2 separate regions of the Homo sapiens genome follow, and region 2 is linked to region 1. A link is a loop called in an ENCODE intact Hi-C map of the cell type or tissue named here. Cell type or tissue: PC-3. All regions are shown on one strand.

Region 1 (8,000 bases):
GTGCTGATAATAACTCCATCACAGTGTAATTATTAGCACTAGTGGAATCATGAATGACATGTGAGAGAGCATTGTATTTTAAGGAGTGCTATTCAAAGATACAGTGAACTGTGGCCTTAGTATCACTATATTAAACCTTCCACATTTCTGAGTATTGTTTGAGGAAATCTTCCTGCCACACTCTTCCTTCACACTCTTCATATGAATGGCTAGTATGTAACATAATTGACTAATCAACATGCCACCAATTTGTATTTCTTCAGTAAATCTTCAGCAGACATCTGAAGGAGCTGAAACACTAAAGCAAAATAAGATGATTTTGAAATAATCAGTTCCCAAATGTGAACACATGTGATGCATGCTTGACAAACCCTTGGAGTAATTATCAAGTCATTAGCAATGATTTTGAAAGAAGGATTTCTAAACATTCTTGGTTATACATTTCATGTCTTTGTCTTTGTTTTATTTTTGGGGGTTGGGGGCCTGAGATTTGGGAATCCACTGGGGCTGAAAACATAGGCATCTCTTTTCTGGGACAATGAGGAGAGAAGAGTAAGGCAGCCAATTGACTCAGTCTTCATAACCAGTGATTTACAAAAGAACAGACCGTCTGTCATTTTTTAAAAATGGGATTTTCTGGCAATTTATTAGAGAAAACATAAACGGTCACCCAAAGGAAATGGATAAGAGAACTATGATTTCATTCTTGTACTGTTTCCATTAGAAGTTTATGACAATGGGTAATATTTATTGAAAATCAACTATGAACAAGAAGATTTATATGTATTATAACCTTGATGGACTATTTTCCTCACTCCACACATAGACAGACTGATATTCTGAAATGCAGTGTGTCTTATTTGAGACTAGGACTGTCTGGTTCCAAACCACCACTTTACCACTATTCTGGACAAACAGGTCTGATTAAGGGACAGTTGGAAGGTGAACAGGGGTTGCAAGTTATGATAAACGATTTGCCTGAACCACACATTCCATGGCAAGCAACTTTCCCAAACCATGCCACGATACCCATTATTTCAGAGTCTTGCCAGCAGTAAGTGTGCTGTTTCTTCAGTCAGTGCATTCCTGAGCATGCAAAGGAACTTCTCTAGACATTTCCCAAATCAGAAAGTGTGGAAAAGGTCCAACTGTGTGTACACCCCTCATGGACAGATGTGTGAGGTTATAAAGGGAATTGTAGAGTTTATCTGCCAAAGAGATGCAAAAGTTGATGACATTTTTTCTAAAGTGATTTTTTTCAACTGAGATAAGATCTATTTAATCTGTAGTGGGTTGGAAAAAAACTCATCTAAGTTTCTCTCTTTTAAAATACTTTTACATAAAAATTGAACAGTTGCTATTGTAATTACTCATCATTGTTATTACCATTATTATATTATAACCACTTATTAAAAATAACATTAGGAATTTCTCATGTAAGAACCCCTTGTAAGGAAGGTTCTGAAAAACTGAATTCTCATTCATTTCCTGATTTGCAAACATGCACAGCATTTTCTACTGTAAGAACAATCCCAGCACTAAATTCTTTTTCTTAAGAGAATTCCATTCCTTCTGCCCATTTCTCTCTGACTCAATAACTTAAATTGTATTGCATTTTGCCTGAAATTCCAGGATTAGTAGTTCAAAGTAAGTGTTTTCCACTTCTGTGACCTTCCTTGAAAATGAGAATTTCTCCTACTCGAGTTCAACCTGATATGTCTATAGATGAATTTCTTCATCAACATATATTCTTTGTTCCTCTTTTTAGGTATTAGAAATCTTTGCCTTGTAGTCTTTATTATTTTATTCTTAAGTCTTGTCTTTTTCCGATTACCTCATAAGCTAATTTATAGGTGGGAAAACACTGGAGTTTTTCTTCTTTAGCCACTGAGCTATAATCTTGAACTGAAAAAAAAAAGGTAGAAAAAAAATTTTATTTTCTTGTTCTGAGGACATTCATTTATCATATATTTACCAATCACTCCTCTGGGCTGGACATATATTGATGTACCTTCTCTCATGCAGTTTTTCTAACACAAATAAGTGAACAAATGATGAAATAAGAAAATTTCATATGCTGTAAAGAAAATTAAACAGGATAATAGAATGCTATAGAAGAGCCAACAATGTGAAGATTTGGGCCAGGACTACCCCGTGCTGGGGACAAGCAAGTACAAAGACATGAGATGATAACCAGGGTACAATATGTGTTCCCAACAGCAAGGGTGTGAAGTCTCATTGGTAGGAGATTTAAGGGTGGAAATTCTTCTTTATGGGGAATAATGTGAGAGAGAGGTTGGGTGGGGACAGAGTTAGAGGAATCAGATCTTAAATAAAATTGTGACAATTCTGATTTATTTTTTGTAAAATAATACAACAAATGGTTTGTATCCTTACCAATTTAAATAAATAAATGTTATTGGTATTTAAATAAATAAATGTCATTGCTATTCTCTCCAGGTCAGAAGAGAATACCAGTGACATTTATTTACTTAAATTAGTAATAATGCTTAATTCTCTATTAATTTCCAATAGCCTTTCAAAAACTTTCCTCAACTTGGAAGTAAATAACAAAACTGAATGAGAAAAAGACTAGAAAAAAAATTTCAAAATGTTTTTTGAGGAATAAAATTTACATATGATGTCTCAGAACCAAAGTATTAAACTCAACATAGCCTCCTTTGTCATGAAATGTAGTGAAGCCACCTGCCTCTGAACCCATGAGAGTAGGATGACTATTGAATTGCCTACATACCCACTATCTATGCCTTAGGCACAGATGAAAATCTGAGGTATAAATTGTTCTACCTAGAACCAGGGATTTGAAGGGGAAGGCCTACTGCACAACAGTATCCTCTTCTGCCCTCAAATAGTCTTATAAACCTTCTAAAAATGTCTCAGTCATTATAATTTGTAATTTAAGATCTTCTCTCATGTGCTTCCCATCTTTCTTTCCAGTTAATAATGTTCCTCTCCAACCCTGCCAAGTTTGGGGTATTTGAGGAATAGATACATGAATCAGACTAATGATGATAAAACATGAGCTTTATATTTGGTAGATAAAACATTAGCTTTAAATTTGCATCTATAACCACAATGAGATTTCCAAAAGCCTTGCTTTTGAGATAATCTACTTAAGAGTGAGTTTCAGTTTTCTGAGCAAAATGTTTTCCCAGAATTGATGCCTTATTTCCAATGTATCCCCATGTAGTACCAACCAATGTTAGAGATCTGAAGATATTGAGATTTGGTCCGCCAAATGCATCCATTGTTCAAGAAAATCTTGTCTTCCTTCACCTTTATGAGTAAGAAAATAATATAGGAAGATATGTTAGAAAAACAAACGTATGAGCCTTTAAAAAAAGAGTAAAAGTAGAGTTACAGATTCAGAAAACAGTATACACATATAGTTCACTGAATTTTTACAAATATATAACAACTGTGTTACCAGCATCTATAACAAAGTAGTAAGGAACTCTCACTCAGAAAAAATCTCCATTCAACTAGCCTCCAACATAGGACTGGGCCTGTTCGATCATTGTCCTGTCATTCGTTATTTTTAAGTAGTTCTTATCTTTCTTGTACTTTCTCTTTAGGTCTATTATTATTTCCCTGGTTTTCCCAGGACAGTCCTATTGTCATGGTGAAATTATTTGTAGTGGGTTGAATAGTGTCCCCCCCAAAAAGAGATATGCCCACTGAGAACTACATAATGTGACCTTATTTGAAATAAGGGTATTTGCAGATGTAATCAAGGTAAAGATCCCAAGATGAGACCAACCTGTATTAGGGTGGAGTAAACTGTAAATTCAATGATGAGTGTCCTTATAAGAGAGATAAAGGGAAGACACAGAGACATAGAAGTCCATGTGAATAGAAAGACAGAAATTGAAGTGATACAGCTATTAATACAAGCTAAAGAATATCCGAAGAATATCTAATAACACAAGCCAAAGAATATCTAGGATTGCTGGGAGTTACCAGAAAGTAGGAAAAGGAAAGAATGAATTCTTCTCCAGAGACTACAGAGCAGGAACAGACCTGCTGACATTTGTATTTCAGACTTGTAGCTTCCAGAACAATAAGAAAACAAATTTATGTAATTATAAGTCACCAAATTTGTGGTAATTATTTACTGCAGTCCTAGGAAATTAATACATTATTAATAATTCCCCTTTTCAGTCTCAAAAGTGTCCCAGTTTGGATAATAAATTATATGGTCACCCTTAGTCCCTAGGAGTTCTCATTCCATAAACTTCTCAGGAATTTCCTTCAGACATCAGTCAATACCTATAACCCACTTATAATAAAATAACTGTGGTGTATTAAAACTTGTCTATTTACACTTGACATAACTTTTGTTGATCTTTACAGATTAGTCTACATTTTCTGCAGCTCCTTGGTTCTTCTGGCCCCATTTTCATAGACACAGTTCTTTGTAAACTTGCATAGTAGATATTCTATCTGTAGCTTTTAAAAAGCACTTCCAAGCATAGACATGCATTGCTTAGGAATGAGGATATCTTCTGAGAAATATGCTGTTAAGTCATTCTGTCCTTGAGCAAAAACACTTAAGCTATATGATATGGCCTATTGTTCCTAGGCTACAAGCCTATACAGCATGTTACTGTACTGAATATTGTAGGCAATTGTAACACGATAGTAAAAAAAATGTGTATCTATATATATCTAATCATAGAAAAGGTAAAGCTATGGTATAAAATGGTAGACTTCTACAAGGCAGCTCCATTATAATCTTATGAGATTACTGTCGTATATGGAGTTCATAGTTGACTGAAATGTTGTTATGCAGTGTATGACTATGTTTTTTTTTTTAATTTTTTTTGAAATGGAGTTTCGCTCTTGTTGCCCAGGCTGGAGTGCAATGGTGTGATCTCGGCTTACTGCAACCTCCGCCTCCCGGGTTCAAGCGATTCTTTTGCCTCAGCCTCCTATGCATGACTATGTTTTCTTGGGTCTTGAATCCTTGTGGAGAAGTCATTTTATTTACTCTCTGAAATTTTACCTCTCTTTCTTTGAAGATATCCTTGCAGCTCAAGTCACTGTCTCTGATCAAATAAAAATATTTCTTTTGGTAGTTGGAGTGGCAGAACAAAATGGTAAAATAGAAAGCTCCTCCAATCATCTCTCCTGCAAGGACACTAAGTTAACAACTATCCATATGGAAAAAACACCTTCACGAGAACCAAAAATCAGGTGAGCACTCATAATACCTGGTTTTAACTTACTATCGCTAAAGGAGGCACTGAAGAGTTAGAAAAAACAACCTGAATTGCTGATGCTACACCTCCCCTATCAACACCCCCACACTCCCTAACCCCCCACCCCCGACGCCCCGCCTCAGCAGCATGGTGTAGGGAGCCTCTCTGGGCACTGGGGAAGGGAGAACCCAGCAATTGTGAGGCATTGAACTCAGCGCTGTTTCTGTTACAGCAGAAAGGAAAACCAGAGCAAATTCAGTTGACTCCCACCCACAGAGGGAGGATTTCAACCAGCCCTAGACAGAGGGGAATCGCAGATTCCAGAGGTCTAATCTTGAGTGCCCACAAACCTGACCATCAACAGCCAAAGTGCTCTCAGTCTCCAAGTAAACTTGAAAGGTAGTCTAGGTCGTAAGACCTGCAAATCTTAGGCAAGTTGTAGGGCTGAACTATGCCCAGAGAGAGTGGACTTTTGGGGGCACACAACATACTAAGACACCAGCTGGGGAAGCCCAAAGGAGTGCTGGCATCACCCCTTTCCTAATCCTAGGCTGCACAGCTGGTAGCTCCAAAAGAGACTCCTTCCTTCAGCTTGATGAGAGGAGAGGGAAGAATAGGGAGGACTTTGTCTTGCCTCCTGGAAACAGCTCAGCCACAGCAGGATAATGTACTGGTCGGAGTCATGAGGCCTCCATTCCAGGCCCTAGCTCCCAGATGGCATTTCTAGAAACACCCTAGTTCAGAAGGGAATCTGCTGCCTTGAACCCCCTGGGTTATGCTGCTAACTAAAGAGCGCTTGGGCCCTGAGTAACGAGCAGCAATACCCAGGTACTACACTGAGGGACTTGGTGAGCCTCTGAGACTTGCTGGCTTCAGGTGAGACTCAGCACATTACCAGCCATGGTGGCTATGGTGCAAAAGTCTTTATGCTTGAGAAAAGCAGAGAGAAAAGAAAAGGGGACTTTGTCTTGCACCTTAGGTACCAAGACTGCCACAGGTAGGTAGAGCACCAAGCGGGCTCTTGGGGTTCCTGATTCCAGGACTTGACCCTTGGATGGCATTTCTTGACCTGCCTTGGGTCAGAGGGGCACCCACTGCCCTAAAGTATAAGTCCCAGGCCAGACAGCATTTACCACAAACTGACTTAAGAGACCTTGGGCTTTAAGGGAACATCAGTGGCAGTCTGGCAGTACTCCTGGCCAGAGGCAGTGTTGGCTATGGGGTGAGTCTCCTTTGCCTTTGGAAAGGGGAGAGAAGAGTGGAAATGGCTACATCTCCTGGTTTGAGTGCCAGTTTAGCTGCAATACAATATAATACCAGGTATACTTCTAAAGTTTTTGACTTTTGTCCTTGACTCCCAGAGGGTACTTCTAGACCCACTCAGGGCCAGCAGGAGCTTGCCACCCTGAAGGGAAGAACACAGGCCTGGCTGGCCTTGCCACCTGCTGATCGTAGAGACCCAGGGCCTGTAGCAAACATTGGCAATAGCCAGGGAGTGGTTACAGCAGGCCTTGGGCAAGACCGAGCTCTGTGCTGGTTTCAGGTCAGTCAGTCATAGTGATGGTGGCCACTTGTGTCACTCCACCCCCAGATGTAGGTTTTCAAGAAAAGAGAGAGAGACTGTATGTTTGGGAGAAAGTAAGGGAAGAGAAGAGTCTCTGCCTGGTAATCCAAAGAATTCTGTCGGATCTTGTCCAAGACTATCAAGGTGATTCCTCTACAAGTCTACAAGAACTAGGACATTACTGAGCTTGGGGTGCCCCATAAAGTAGAAACATCTTAGATTACGATATCGAAGTCCTTTCAAATATCTGGAAAGCCTTCCCAAGAAGGATGGCTACAAATAAGCCCAGGCAGTGAAGACTACGATAAATGCCCTAACTCTTCAGTGCCCAGACACCAGAGAACATCTACTAGCATCAACACCATCCTGGAAAACATGACCTTACTAAGTGAAATAAATAATGCACCAGAAATCAACCCTGGAGGAACAGAAATATGTGACTTTTCAGTTAGAGAATTCAAAATAGCTGTGTTGAGGAAACTCAAAGAAATTCAAGATAACAATGAAAGAATTCAGAATTATATCAGATGAGTTTAACAAAGAGATTGAAACATTTAAAAAGAATCAATCAGAAATTCTGGAGGTGAAAAATGCAATTGGCATACTGAAAAATCCATCAGAGTCCTTTCACAGCAGAATATATCAAGCAGAAGAAAGAATAGGTGAGCTTGAAGACAGTCTATTTGAAAATATACAGAGGAGATGAAAGAAAACAATGAAGCATGTCTACAGAATCTAGAAAATAGGCTCTAAAGGTTAAATCCAAGAGTTGTTGGCCTTAAAGAGGAGGTAGAGAAACAGATAAGGGTAGAAAATTTATTAAAAGGGATAATGGCAGAGAACTTCCTAAGCCTAGAGGAAGATATCAATATCCAAGTAAAAGTAGGTTCTAGAACACTGAGGAGATTTAACACAAAGCAGACTACCTCAAGGCATTCAATAATAAAACTCCCAAAGATCAAGGATAAAGAAAGAATCCTAAAAGCAGTAATAGAAAGGAAACAAATAATAAATAATGGAGCTCCAGTATGTCTGGTAGCAGACTTTTCTCTGGAAATTTTACAGGCCAGGAGAGAGTGACAAGATATATTTAAAGTGCTGAAGGAAAAATAAATAACTTACCCTAGCATAGTGTATCTTGTGAAAATATTTTTTAATCATGAAGAAGTAATAAAGACATCCCCAGACAAACAAAAGCTGAGGAATTTCATCAA
Region 2 (8,000 bases), 110 kb after region 1:
ACCCACAAACAGGTAACCCTTGTTATTAGTGACTTTTGAATCCTTCTATAGATACTTTATTTTTTATTCAAGGCAATACAAATGTAAGCTCCAATATTTCTTATGTTATAAAATAGAATATCTTAGATGTCTTTATGTATCAAAAAATAATATGGAATGATAGCTATAAATGTTAAAGGAAAAATACTTTTCAGTAATTGTCTGCCAAATTATTGAAATTATCCCTAAAAGAAGAAAATATAATTTTTAAGCAAAAAAAAAGAGATAAATTTGAGAACCAATTATAGTGTCTTTTAAATTCAAATAGCCATGATAAATTTGGCAAATAAAATATGACTTCTCCACCCTCACTTGGGGATCCTGATTAAAATAATGGTGTTTCTGAATTGAAAGAACACTCAATAACCAAACCAGTACTAGAGGGGGAACTCACCTCTCAGCCTCTTTACATTCTGCCTTATTCTGGACATTATTTCAGGTAACAATGCCGCAACAATATTGAAGGTTAAAAATAAGCAAAAGAAGAGTAAAAAACAAGATTAGGTTTAAGGGTAGAAGGGATGAGATGAAAACCACAGAAGTCAGCATGGGTCACAATTTTGCCTTTGAGTGTTCTGAAATCCATATTTGAACATTATACCTCCTTAAGATAAAAACAGACAAATTTTTCAGGAGAAGTACAGCTGGTTTAGGAGCAAAGCTCTGATAGGGATTTCTCCTTGGGGTGCTTTATTATAAGGAAGACAGCATGAAGTAATGACCAACTTCTTTATTAACAGATACTATAAATCCACTTTTGGTGGCCTTTGGTAAGCACGGCTGGTTAAGAGCCATCATGTGTTTGATTATTAACCTGTGGAGGTTGACATTTTTTGTCTTCTGTTGAGTGCTGATCTGGTAAAAAGACATTGAACAAAAGCTCATCCATAGGTGGTAATATTATGAAAAGACAAAACACATGTAAGATTAGCGATCAGCCTCAACAAAATCAGGAGGTCTGTTGAAGGGTGGACAAGAATAGACGATATTTGGAAACCACAAATATCCACAAATAACCACCCTTTCATGTGGAAACATATTTCTAATCAATCTGAACTATTTACATGTGGCATGTAAAGAGACTTTTGAGAAGCATTTGATGATATGATGAAGAATTTACTACATTTAGAGAAGATGGTTGGTAAAGTACCTTATCTAGGGTAGTTAAAATACAACACACACACACACACACACACACACACACACACACACACACACACAGAGCATACTTTTATAAGTACAAAGGCATGCAATACAGATCCAAGTCAAAAGACTTATCTTTTTAATTGAAGTAATCAGGAAATCAGAATGTAAATAGAACAATAAAAACTGGTCGGTATGTAGATATTGAATTTGAAAGGAGAAATTTTATATGATCACTGTTATGGTGAACCAGAAAATTTTATTAATAGTAGAATAAAGAAATCAATTATAGTATATTCATTGTACACACCACAATACAGACAAATCTCACAGACATAATGTTGAGTGAAAAAAAGAAGCCAGACATGGAAGAATACAGATTTTAAAATTTCATTTATATAAAGTTCAAAACCAAGTACAATTTAACTGTGTTAGAAATTAGATCATGGTTCATTGGCATATGTCCTCTGGGGCATGGGTGGCAAATTTAGCTCGAGTTGAGAATCACTGATATGGTTCATAATTATAACAAAGAAGTCTGGTAAGGCAGTATGTGCCGTATCCCTGTACCTAAAACATACACCTAGTAGATGCTGGGGAGATGACGAATTTTATGGACTTACATTTGTTTAATATTATGAGCAATGTCAATGGCATGATTCCTGTCTGTCAAAAGAGTTACCAAATTCATCAAGTAAAAAGTAATTGATTTATAACTTCAGCAATTTCATAGAGCTAATTTTAAAAAACTCTTAAATCTCCAAAAAAAAAGTTAGATCATGGGTAACTTTGAGGTACTTTGACTGGTAAAGATACTAGCAGGACTTCTGGAGGTTTGGGTAATATTGTCTTTCTAGATCTGAGTCGTAGTAACGCGAGTGTTTGCTTTGAAAAATTCATTGTATAGTTCGTTGAACTGCACAGTTATGTTTTCTGTAACTTTCTGTATGTCTGCTATAATAAAAAACAAACAAGAAGACCTTATTTTGAAAAAGAATAGATAAAAATATTCAAAAACTCAGTTTTTAAATCAAAACATGTTTTTAAATTAAAAATAATGCAACTGTTTATCCTACAGACAATGGGAAGCAATGTTAACTATTGCATTAGAACTTTGAACAATATTCTACAAATTTCCTCCTCTAAAAAAGACATAGTGAACAAAAGGGCAACTACAAATAGTTTCTGGGTGTTAATTGAGTAATTTCAGGTTAATTGCATATTTTTATGTGTTTTTTACTGTTAAATGGGAAACCAGATGTACTTATCACAGTAAAACAATAAGAGATATTTAGGACCCTTTATGAATAAAGAGGTTTTAGGTTTTGTTTACTGTTATGTCTCCAGTATCTAGAACAGTGCCTAGCATATAATAGGTATTATATAAATATTTATGGATGACTGGCTGAGAGAAAATAAAAGAATGTTGTGGCTCTCTCAACATAAAAGGATTATGTTGTTGCTAAGGTGTGGCCAATATTCTTACTTCATGACTATTAAATGTAGTGTTACAATTGTAAATTAAGTCTTAGCCTCCTGGGTATTTTTGTCACTCTAGTTGCCTTGGGAACTGAGATGGAGCAGAAGAAAATAACATGGGCAAAAGCATGGGTGTGGGACACCCTGGTTACATGTGGGGGAGAATGAGTAAGTAGTTCCTTTTGGCTGAAATGTCAGGGTATTAGGGATTTAACGAGGGACAGTATTAGAAATCATGTCGGAGTTAGGATAAGAAGATGGAGTGATATTGAATATTAAGCTATGACTCTACAACTTTTATTTGAACTCACCCATGTCTGCATTTCACAGATTCACTTCCCAATGCCCTAGTGAAAGCCAATGAAATGATCTGGTCCCATGACATTGTCTGCAGAATTTTCTCGCAAACCAGCAAAATTTACTCTAAAACATATCTGAGTATCTGGAAGACATCAAGATTTTTTTTTTAGGTATCTGTTTGCTATTGTGTAATAATGTTTGAAGGTATGAATCAGTGCTGATCTATTCATTCAAAATAGATCTGCTTCTCTTTGGGTAAATGTCTGAAGGCTGTGGGCAATTGGAGACCCATCCTCACTTAGTCATAAGGCAACTGCCTGAGTGTCTGTTCAAATTTCAAGGCTTTTGTGTCAGCCTTGCTGTGTTCTGGCTGGCTTGGCACATCTTGACAAAGATTAAAAATTATGGGTATCCATAGAATGCCTTCTGGAATGCCTTGATTTTGTGCATCGTAATGAAATGAATCATACACATCTAAACAAAGGATTTTAAAAATGTAAAGCAAACAGTATAAGCTCAAACGGTCCCCGTTCCATTGAGCAGTGCTGAATATGCAATTACATTTTGAACAATAGGTATTCATAAATCAGGCAGAATACTCATGAGAAAACAGTCCTTTAATTAAATAAAAGGAGAATCAGTGTTTCTTGTTGCAGGGATTTTTGGTGGGATTAAAGGATTGTTCTCGAGCCCATCACACATGAGAAGCCTGGCTGGCTGGCTTAGAGTTCTACAGCCCCCACGTGCCCAGATGACCCAAGCTCTAAGACCAATCCAGCTTTGCCAAGTAGGAAAATTAAAACAGGCTTTGACCATTACTCCCCGTTCTGTGCTGATCTTGTCAGGCCCTCTGTGTAGTGCTGTACAGTTTGAGCATTCTATAAAGGCACTGGGCCAAGTGGGCAAGTGGAGGCAGGAATCCAACCCACATGCTGCTACCAAGCTGTGCCCCCTTGTAGCAGGACTGTGTCTGCCAAAGGACTGCCTCATTCTAATTCATTTAAAGATGTTCTGTTAACCCACAGGGGCCTGCCTAGCTCTAGTATACAATGTCCTCTGGGGTTGGTGACCCTCCTGCTCAAATATAGACCTAGTGTCACAGTATCAAACACCCAGTGCCAGGACTCTCTGAGGTGGATATCTGTACCCCCTTGAGCCATATGCCCAAGCCAGATGCTGACTGATTGTCTCTTGTCTGAACACTCTTCTTTCTCTGAGACTTGGAACCTGCTGTACTGTGAGGTTCTGCCTCGTCTCAGGGTCTAAAGAGCTCCACTGGGCACAGTCCCTTCCATTTGGCTCGTTGTTCTGACCTGGTTAGGTTGGACATTGGGTTTACTGTAGGTACAGTGAAGTTCCATAATGTGAACATTTAACGCAAAAACCCAGCTATTAGAGGTCAGCAAAGAAAAAGCAAATGAGAAAGTCAACTTAGTTTTCTCCTGTCATTCCAGTGAATAAGTATAAGCTTTAGGGTGAGCATATTTCCCATAGTGTGAACATTTTGATGTACTAATTATGATTCTAATTTTTAAAATAATATACATATTTATATATAACATGGCCCATAAATGCAAGCTGACAATCTCTTTTCTGGTACTCAGCTAAAGAAAGCATGATTTTTTTAATGCTGGGGAAAAAGGGAGGTCAGAGATGGAGCTATCTTAGAAAGATACTGAAAGCTATTCAGAAATTGGGATATTTTGTTAGGTAATTTTGACTACGCATAATTTTTTTTCTTAAAGTATCAGAGCCTGCACCTTGGTGCAAAATATGAATCTGACGTAAAGACTTTGAGGTTTTTATGTAACCATTCTCCCTGGAAGTGCCCTTGAAGTCCTTGTTCCTACCTCTCCTAGGCACATTGCTGCTAGGAGAGAGACACTACTTCAAATCTCCTCTCAGGATCATCCTTGCTGCCAGCACTTTGTGCAACAAAAGCTCTGCTCAGCAGGGTGTGGAATGTGTACAGGTTCTTTATAAAACATCAGGGAATGTTTTCCTTAAAACACTTTCTTTGGGCTTAAGATTGTAGCCTTGTCTGAAGTTCTGCATCTGGTATGGGTCAGAAGCCTAGTGAGCTGGAACTACAGTAGACCACAAAGGATAAGGAAGTCAGAGAAGCAGAAAAGAAGAGTTGAGTAATGCCAGCCATGCACCATGATCAATGAAAGGAACAATCTAGCTTCACCTCAGTTATTCCGGACACAAATAAATGTCCACTTATAAACCTTTAGAGCTGGATTAAGTTCAGGTCCAAGTAATACATTAAATTTAATAGGTGAGTGCTTGCTCTATACCAGGCATTCTTCTAGCATGCAGAAATTTATGAAGGGGCAGCTTGTCCTTCCTTGTCATTTTAGAAATAGCAACACTAAAGCCCAGGGTGGCCCAGACTTATCCAGTTACACCTAAGACACTGGCAAATGACTGAAGATAGGATTTGTTTGCTAGAAATAATTGATAAACGTCTTCAATACCATCAAGTGCTCTCCCTTACCATCATATCTTTGTGAAATTCTTATAATAAGATAAAATGCTTTCAGTGTTTTAAAGGATACCAGATGAAATAAATCTTACTCCAGTTCACCAAGACCTACACACAGCTCTCATGAACCTTTAGAACAGAGCTGTGCAAATAAAGATTCACATTTCACTTGGAGCATGGCCAAGAATGATGGAAAGTAATCAAAGAGCATTTAGCGTTTATTGTGTGTTCCACCACACCGTGCTGCCTCATATGTAACTACATTCAAAACCATTGTTCCTTGGGATTCTCTACTGAGAACATTTAATCGTATACACGGCTGCTGTCAAGTGGCTGTTTCAAAGAGACCCCTCCCCACGCCTAGTCAAGTTAAAGCGAATCCCTCTCAGTCCTCGCTGCTCATAAAGCACATAAAAAAATTAAACTCCAGCTTCCTATCTCCAAGTGCTTAAAGACTCCCAAGCAAAACCTCCTTTTTGAAGTGCTGAAAGAACAATTGGTTCTCAGAAAGTAGATCTGCTGCTGAAAGGCCAACTGACTACCTCAATAACTGCAGTGGAGGCCTCCTGGAACCCTGGGAGCCTGGGCTGAGCTCCCTCTTAGGAAAACAGCCCCTGCACAAGCCTGGCTCAGGGGCACATAGACTGGGAGAGACTTTCATGACTCTGGCAACTCATGCTCTCTAGTTGCCGTGAAAGGTCAGGCTGGCCTTGGGAAGTGAAGCCAAGAATAGTTTGATGCTTTTCCACTGGGAGGTTTGGTCCCCAGAGAGGACTATTCTTGGAGGGAATACATAGTTTACAGTGTCCAGGCAATGGGGGCTGGGGTGTTTCTTGATAATATCTGAGTGCCAAGGCAGGAACTGTGTCCTATTTGTGTAAGAATCTTTAGCATCTCACCTAGTGCCTAGTACATAACAGGATCACAGTGGGTGCTTTTGGAGTGAATGAATAAACAGAACGTAGTTAATCCCAAAATAAAAGAGATCCTCTAAATTTCTTTGCACAGAGTTCTTAATATAGTCAGTCACAGGGACTGCCTCCTGGTTCTAGCTGTCAACAAAACTGGGCCTATTATGAGCATGGCTCTGCATCCTTCATCTTGCACAGAGCTGGTACACTGTGGACCTTTAACTCACCTCAAATGATAACCACAGGAAGTGGTATACCTGCTAATGCACATGTCAGGAAGAGGCTCAGGGCTGTGGTTTCTCTGTGTGTGTGTATTTTTCCCCAAGTAGGTTTTTAAAATTCAAAACTTATGACTTGAATTTGATATTTAATAAACCAATAATATTAACTCTCTTTCTTGCCCTGTTGTATACAAGAATAGTGCTCTGAGATTATTTTCATCTGGGAATAGAGTTGCACTATTGCTATTGGGATTAAAGCCATAAAAGTGATTTTGCCTTTTTGTAGGTGATTCTATAAATAGATCATGGAACTGTAACCATGGAAGGCTCTTCAGAGGGATAAACCTGTGAGTGTGATCACATTTACAGTTATGCAGGCATGTGTAGGCATGTGAAAATTACAGCTTTTAACATAATTCTCAAGTGATATAGTCCTGTTGTATTTTTGCTGAGAATGTTTCATTTTGCTTCTTGATTCAGATACACTTATTAGGATTCCTTAGGCCAAAGGTTGGCAAGCTTTTTCTGTAAAAGACTTGCTCCTAAATATTCTATGTTTTGCAGGCCATATGGTCTCTGGTCTCTTCTGGGGCTACTCAGCTCTGTGGCTTGAGAGCAGCCACAGACACTACATATATGAATGAGCACGGCTGTGTTCCAATAAAACTTTATTTATGGACACTGGTTTACTAGAATTTTATATAATTTGTATGTATCATAAAATATTATTCTTCTAAATACCTAATGTAAATGACGAGTTGATGGGTGCAGCAAACCAACATGGCACATGTATACCTATGAACAAACCTGCATGTTGTGCACATGTACCCTAGAACTTAAAGTATAATAATAAAAAAAAAACCAGGCCCGACTTTAACATAATAAAAAAAATATTATTCTTCTTTGGATTTTTTTGGCCCTTTAAAAGTGTAAAGTTATTCTTAGCTCATGGGGTACACAAAAACAGGAGGCATGCTAGATCAGATCTGAGGGCTGTGACTGGCTGACCCCTGCCTTGGACTTCCTCAATAAAACTACCCCTGAACTTCATTTGCTGACTGATTCCATTTAGATGTGTCCATGGTAATTTCTACCACCTGGGGTCAAGCATTCACTGGCACTGTTCTTGGCTGCCACTGTGCAAATAGTCCTACCAGTCAGACACCTGGAATTTCTGTCTTTTACTCCCATTTTTAAAGTAGAGTCAAAAAAGGCACTTTGGGCCAGGGAATCTGGCATAATCAAAAGGACCGGATCATACAACTTAGAAGCACAGAGAAGTTAACTTCTAATGGGGCAAACTTGGACCAATGAAACAGGAGATGGGAAGGAGCCAAATTCTTCCTTCCTCACTCCCATGGTAACAGTTTCTCATACACACTTTTTTGAGGCATCCTGCCTGAATGTTTGCATCTGCTG

What was found. Peaks named below come from ENCODE experiments on the same cell type or tissue, not always from the same donor. Only the 100,000 strongest peaks of a DNase experiment are listed, where the experiment ranks them.
Region 2: it touches region 1 in a loop (2.8-fold over the local background); 3 of 110 quality-filtered maps call a loop at or near these places.

Annotation. Positions count from the first base shown.
Region 1 is chr3:30,464,330-30,472,329 of GRCh38, reverse strand. LOC101927995 (a long non-coding RNA gene) reads right to left here. Exons shown (of 5, transcript XR_007095856.1): 5 at 2,950-3,297. LOC105377013 (a long non-coding RNA gene) reads left to right here and starts at 5,158. Exons shown (of 4, transcript XR_940683.2): 1 at 5,158-5,217. In PC-3, no CTCF peak of the experiment used is centred here; no DNase peak of the experiment used is centred here; H3K27ac peaks cover 508 bases.
Region 2 is chr3:30,352,855-30,360,854 of GRCh38, reverse strand. It overlaps a transcript of LOC101927995 not described here. Among named protein-coding and RNA genes, the nearest start is that of LINC01985, 160 kb to the left of the region's middle. RefSeq lists a silencer at 5,564-5,858. In PC-3, no CTCF peak of the experiment used is centred here; DNase peaks (open chromatin) are centred at 1,794, 3,304, 5,624, 6,604 and 1 weaker place; H3K4me3 peaks cover 1,089 bases; H3K27ac peaks cover 6,267 bases.